Regions from separate parts of the Homo sapiens genome. Here region 1 is linked to region 2. A link is a loop called in an ENCODE intact Hi-C map of the cell type or tissue named here. Cell type or tissue: heart right ventricle. All regions are shown on one strand. Links, peaks and the distances in the headings refer to the core of each region. The heading gives the core; the rest is flanking DNA. Region 1 overlaps CRIP2 (cysteine rich protein 2). Region 2 has its middle 16 kb from the start of NUDT14.

Region 1 (2,892 bases), core at 211-2,710, 280 kb after region 2:
TTGGCTCTGCTGGGAGAGTGCTCAGCCGCCCAGTCCTGCCTGCAAGCCCAGGGCGAGTATTGGAGGAGGGGCAGCCACGGGCAGAGCACCATGCCCATCCCCGAGTCTCTGGTGTGTCTGCCCCCTCTGGCATCCTCTGGGCGTCCCATGATCCCTTCTGTGTCTGCGTGTCCGAATCCCCGTGTGACCCTGTCCCAGCATTTTCCCGCCGACCCTGCGTGTCCCCGTGGCGCTGTCCGCTCTCCCTCTCCTGCTGCCCACCCACCTGCCAGTGTTATTTATGCTCCCTTCGTGGGTGATGGCCACGCCCTCACCATGTCCCTGGCAGAGGGCTTCCCTCCGGGATCCCCTGCCTGGTGCCCACACTGCCTCGCAAGCGCTCGCCACCCTCACGTGGCTCACCTGCTGTTGAGCCTTGTGCTGTCAATAAACGGTTTGAGGATTGCAGGATTGTCTCTGCTTGTGGGATGGATGCAAATCCCAGACCAGGGTCCCTTTCTCCGGTCCATGCGTGCTCCCAGCCAACACCCCTGGGCCTGGCTGCTAGTGGGGGTGGGCTCTTCTCCTGGGGGTCATAGTGGGAGGTGGGGCCCTGGGATGTTTCTGAGCAGGAGGGAGGGATGGGGGCGGGGAGCGTGGTCTCCGGTTTGGGTGGTGGTGCCCACCCAGATGGGGAGGCAGTAAGAACGCCAGGCTGTGGGGAGGTAAGGAAGGTGGGAGGCATTCCGGGGCCAGGGTCCTGGCCAGGGTCAGGTGAGGGTGGGGTCCATGGAGGACAGAGCCTTGGAGAAAAGTTGAACCTAGAACCCTGAAAATACCAACAGCAGGCCTGAGAACCCGGAGCTGCCTGGGTGTGTGGACCCTGGCAAGCGCAGGAGGGGTCCGCCCTGAGAGCAGAGTGTGGCTGAGGAGGGAAGGGGGCCGGGGACCAGAGGAGGGGTCCTGGGCAGAGAATGGGGAAGCCGGCGAAGGTCGGGTGGGACAGAGGTCTCTGGCAGCCCCAGACTGGACTGGGATGCGCAGGAGGGTTTGGGGGCTCTGGTCAGAGCAAGGACTGGAGAGGCTCAGCGTGGCTGTTTCCAGCTTTTGTCCATAGGGTGATGGACAGGCTTTTGTGGACAGGCCTGCCTTGGGTGTGGCCCAGGGACAGAATCCCTGCCCAAGTGTTCTGGTGAAGGTTTTAGTGATGACCGACTCGCCCCTGGCGTCTTCATGGTCCAGGCTCTGCCCTTTCAGCCAGGGGCGCTGGCGGCTCCAAGGAGCTCTCCCCTCCCCCGCGCCCCGCCTTTGCTGTGCGCCACTCCTCGGGTGCCCACTAGAGGGCGCACTGTCCCATTCTGGCAGCACAGAGCAGAAACGTGGAGACCTTCCCCAGTGGCTGAGCCCTGTCCTGGCGCCATCTGGACTTCCCACCTTGGTTTATGCTCCTCTGCTCCTGGCACCACACCGAAGTTGCCTTGGCCCTTCCTTCAGTGAGGGGCACTCAGACCTGGCCACCTCCAGGCCCCTGTCCCCAGTGCTACAGGGTGGCCGGGGCTTTACGCCTCTTCCCTGCTCCCAGCCGTTGGCACAGCTCCCTGCCTGGCCACCCTCCAGCCCATGGGCTCAGACGGAGCTGAGCCTGGATGCTGAGCCCATTGTCCCGAGAGCAGCCATCCATGTCCTGGCGGGGCCTGGGCTGGCTCCGGGGTCCAGCCGTACCACAGCTGCCCTCCAGCCAGGCACCCAGTGCGGTCTCCTCCCACCTGGAATTCAGCCAAAACCCCCGGGGCCTGACGTTGCGGAAGGGACGGCCAGTCCCCAACCCCAGGCAGAGGGGAGGATCAGGCAGGTTCCAGACCCCTGCTCACAGGAGAGGCTGGGATGGTTCCCCTTCTCATCCCCTCCTGCCAGGCCCAGGCTTCCTTGTGTGTGTTGGGGGGTTGTTTCGGGAGAACTGAGAATTTCCGGAGTGCCCGTCTCCGCCCTTGCTGCGGGCTCCCAGGGTTGCATGGGAAATTCCTGCTTTCAGCTTGGCGGGGCGGGGGGCGGGGGGGGGACTGGAGGGCTCAGCTGGACCCCCCTCCCTTGGGAGCCTCCAGTGGAAACTATGTCGTGAGGAGAGTGGTGGGTGGTGTGCCCTTCTCTAAAACCTGGGCGGCGGTGGGGGATTTGTGTGCCAGAAGACCTTCCAGGGTCGGTTGCGGGGATGATGTGGGTAAGGGGTCTCCTCCAGAGATCAGCCCCTGACCCCGCCAGGGACAGCAGCACCCCCGACCCCAGGTCTGGCTGGGGCAGGACCATTTCCTGCGGGGCCGGTTTGAGGATGACGCCTGCCTGCCGTGTTTGTTTCCAAGTCATTGTCATGGAAACCGGGGCGGTTGTTGCTACTGTTTGTCTGGACTGCGTCGCTAGGCGGTGTTGCTGGGGTTGGCTGGGTGCCCACGGCACTAACAGGGCTCGCTTGGTGTCTCCAGCTCCAGGAAGCTATGCCCTCCCAGCCGCCTGCCAGCCAGGTGCTCCCTTGGGTGCCCACAGACCCAGATATCCCCTAAAAGGGAGGGGAATCTGGAATGGGCTCTTCTGCCTTTGGGCGTGCCTGCTTCTCTGTCCCTGCCTTGGGGGCTGCTCTGCCCTCAACCTTCACTCTCTTCTACTTGGACCTATGCCTGGCCAGTGAGGCGGCTCTGAAATGCTATCTGCTCCATCCCTCCCCTTCAGAACCCCTGGGAACCAAGTCCAGGGATCCACAAGGCCCTGGTGCCCCATGGGGCTAAGCTCACACCCCGGCGCTCTGTTGAACCGAGCTGTGCCGCTCCCCGTCTGTACCCCCACTGTCCAGTCTTCCCGTGTCTCCTGGCCAGGTCCCTCCAAGGTATCCCCCACTCCAACCTGGGCTGGTGGGGCCCTCAC
Region 2 (2,892 bases), core at 172-2,671:
CCAGAGACCCAGCCCCAGCTACGGGTGAGCTTACAACCGATGGCCAGCCAACCAGGGTGCTGTGCTGGGCGAACCTGTGGGGCCTGGTGAATGGGCAGCGTGGAGCACAGGGGAGAGAGGACGAGGGGGTGGAGACGGCCTCAGATGGTCAGGAGCGCCGCAGGGCCCCCGTGAAGGAGGGATGAACCCTGGCCGCATCACTCCCCTCCCAGGCCTCAGCCCCTCTTCCCAGCCCACGGTCCTGGGTGGGCGTCTTCCGCATGGGAGGCCGTGGGCGCTGGGTTTTCACGACCCTGAAACTTGAGCCTGCCCTCGCTCTCTCTGAGCCTGTCATCCAGCAGGGAGCAGAGGAAGGCTGCAGAGCTGGGAGGGGCACCCTCTGTCTCAGGGTCTTCCTCCTCCTTCCTCCACCCGCCCCCAGCGCCGCAGGATCTGGAGGCGGGAGCCCCGCCCTCACAGTGTCCCCCTGGAGGGGACATCCCGCTCCTGCCCCCGCCCTGCAGACCGCACACCGAGCCCCAGCCTCACTCCCCAGCCCCCGGGAGCCCCGAGCCAGGTCTGCCGTCGCCTCTGACCCCAGGCTGGGCCGGCCTCCTCGTCTGGGCCTCGGCTCGGAGGGTTTCCTGCCCGCCCGCTCCTAGCCTGGCAGGAAGCGGACACCTCAGAACAAAGGGACCGGCGGACAATGGCCATTGAATTGGGCCGGGGCGCTCGCGCAGGGACAGGCCGCCAGCTGCCCGCGCTGATAAGACCCTCCCCGCGGCGCCCGGCGCGGGGGCTAATGCCCGGCTCGGCCTTCCCTCCTTCGCGGCCTGGGCCTCGGCAGGTGCGGCCGGGACTCGGGACCGCAGGCCGGGAGTGGGAGGCTCAGCTGCGGCCTCAGGGGGCCGTGCCCGCCCCGCTGGGGACTAAAGAGGAGCCAGCGCCCGGGACCAATCCCAGGAGCGCACCGGGGAGCCACCCTAGCACCTGCCCCCCGACCCTGCCCCGCGGTCTGACCCCCCCTTGGATCTGGCCCCGCCTCTACCTCCCCCGACGAACTGAACCCCCTGGGATCTGGCCCTGCCCCTTGCACCTGACCCTGCCCGGAGATCTGAACCCCTAGGATACGGCGGGTCCCGCAGTCTGGGCCCTCTATGATCTGACCCCGTCCCTGCACCTGACCCCGCCCTGGGGTCTGGGGGTCCGGCCCAAGCCCTGGGCAGGCGGGGTCGGGGTGGGGGGCGAGAGTATGTGGGGGCCAGACTCTACCCAGCTGCCTGAGAGCCTGGCCCTTGTGCACGCCAAGGAAGCCGCGCTTTTAAGAGGGCGTGATGTTTGGTATTTCCCCAAAATGCACCAGACGTCATGACACTGGAGAGCCTCAGGGCTTGGCTGCGTTTCCTTCGCATTGTTTTGGACAGAATGACAGCCAGGGAGGGCTGGCCACGTGGCTGCAGCATCTCCTGGCTTTCTGCAGGGTTCGGTCACTTGCTGTCCCCAGGGGCAGCCTGGGCCTCATGCCTGTGTATGCGGCAAGGGGACATGGGGTGGGGGGGGTCTGCTCCAAGGAACATCCTCCCCAGCTGGGCCTCAGGGCAGGGCCATCGGGAGGGAGAGGCCACATTCCTGCCCACCCCCCACCCCCCTGGACTCTGCAGGACTGTCCGACAGCCTCCGAGTCCTCGAGGGCCATGTTTCCGGAAGACTCTCCTTGAAGACTCTACCTCCTCCCGAGGCCTGGGGCAGCTCTGTGTTGGCAGAGACTGAACCTAGGACCAGTGAAGAGGCGGCTCCCTGTCCCCCATCCCCAGGCCTGAGCACCCAGGGAGATCAGGAGTCAGCGCTGTGCTGGCTCCAGAGGGCTCAGGGGCACCACGTTCCCACTCGAATCTGGGAAGGCTTTGTGTGGGCAGGTGCAGAGCTGTCATTAGGGCAAGGGCCGGGAGGGGTTGGGGTGTCTCAGCGTTTTCCCGCAGCAGCCTGGCACCTGGCTGCCCCAGGATTAGATAATCACACAGGAGGGGTGTGGCACTGGGAGGGGTCAGGGGCTGGGGGCTGAAGGAGGAGCAAGAACTCAAGGTTTGGGGAAACTGAGGCAGCCCCTCTCTTCTGGGCAGGATGAGATAGCCCAGGCCCACTTTGGTCTTGGCAAGCCCCAGACAGACGTCCAGCCCATGGCACTTCTTGCCATCATCTCTACCAGCCACAGACCCCTCCCTCAGCAAGCCACTGGCCAGGACAGGGATGACACAAGGTGAGCAGAGTCAGGACAAAGAGACACTTGCCAGCTGCAGAGGTCCCAGAGCAGGTTCTGGCCCAGCCATGGGGGTGAGGGTGGCAAGGAAGGCTTCTTGGAGGTGGCACTTGGGTTGAGTTTGCCAAGGGAGGAGGTGACAGAGGAAAGGCGTGACAGGCAGGGACAGCGGGGCATAGACCCCAGTCAGGGGAAAGCCGGGTGCTGACAGGGAGGGCAAGGAGTCCCAGGGGCACAGGTGGGGACAGCAGGAGCTGAGGCCATGCTGGACCAGGGACAGGAGCAAGGCTCTGGAGTGGCAACCTGGAGGCGGTGGCAAGCCATGGCAGGGCAGGTGGATAGTGGTGACTGCTTATTTGCTGGGGTCCCCAGGAGTCAGGTCAGGTGGGGGTACCAGGGAGAGGGTGCTGGGGCTGTGACCAGAGCTCTAGGGAAGCTCCCCTATGCAGGTCCTACAGGACCACCTTGGCAGCGGTGGTGCTGAGCATGATCACCCTGGGCCCCTGCTGGTGGGCTGGGGTGGTGACCACAGTATGCCAGAAATGCTGGGGTGCTGCAGGCTGCCTTCTGGCTCAGGGGCTCTGAGCATCGTTGCCCAACCAGGGCCCCGCCATCCAAGGAGCCAGCCCCAGAGTGCCCTACCATGTGCTGTGAGC

What was found. Hi-C counts contacts between places; a loop is a spot of excess contacts. Peaks named below come from ENCODE experiments on the same cell type or tissue, not always from the same donor. Only the 100,000 strongest peaks of a DNase experiment are listed, where the experiment ranks them.
Region 1: a loop joins it to region 2, with 3 times the contacts of the local background. A loop is called at or near these places in 13 of 110 quality-filtered maps.

What each region holds. Positions count from the first base shown.
Region 1 is chr14:105,479,716-105,482,607 of GRCh38, forward strand. CRIP2 (cysteine rich protein 2) reads left to right here. Exons shown (of 8, transcript NM_001312.4): 8 at 1-447. Among named protein-coding and RNA genes, the nearest start is that of CRIP1, 5.7 kb to the right of the region's middle. RefSeq lists enhancers at 1,102-1,823, 1,492-1,601, 2,382-2,701 and a silencer at 1,212-1,361. In heart right ventricle, for the core only: CTCF peaks have their summits at 1,314 (motif pointing right) and 2,396; DNase peaks (open chromatin) are centred at 1,316, 1,656 and 2,386; H3K4me3 peaks cover 1,893 bases; H3K27ac peaks cover 2,500 bases.
Region 2 is chr14:105,196,029-105,198,920 of GRCh38, forward strand. No RefSeq gene overlaps it. Among named protein-coding and RNA genes, the nearest start is that of NUDT14, 16 kb to the left of the region's middle. RefSeq lists enhancers at 1-633, 634-1,415. In heart right ventricle, for the core only: no CTCF peak of the experiment used is centred there; DNase peaks (open chromatin) are centred at 565 and 1,433; H3K4me3 peaks cover 1,344 bases; H3K27ac peaks cover 2,500 bases; H3K27me3 peaks cover 1,875 bases.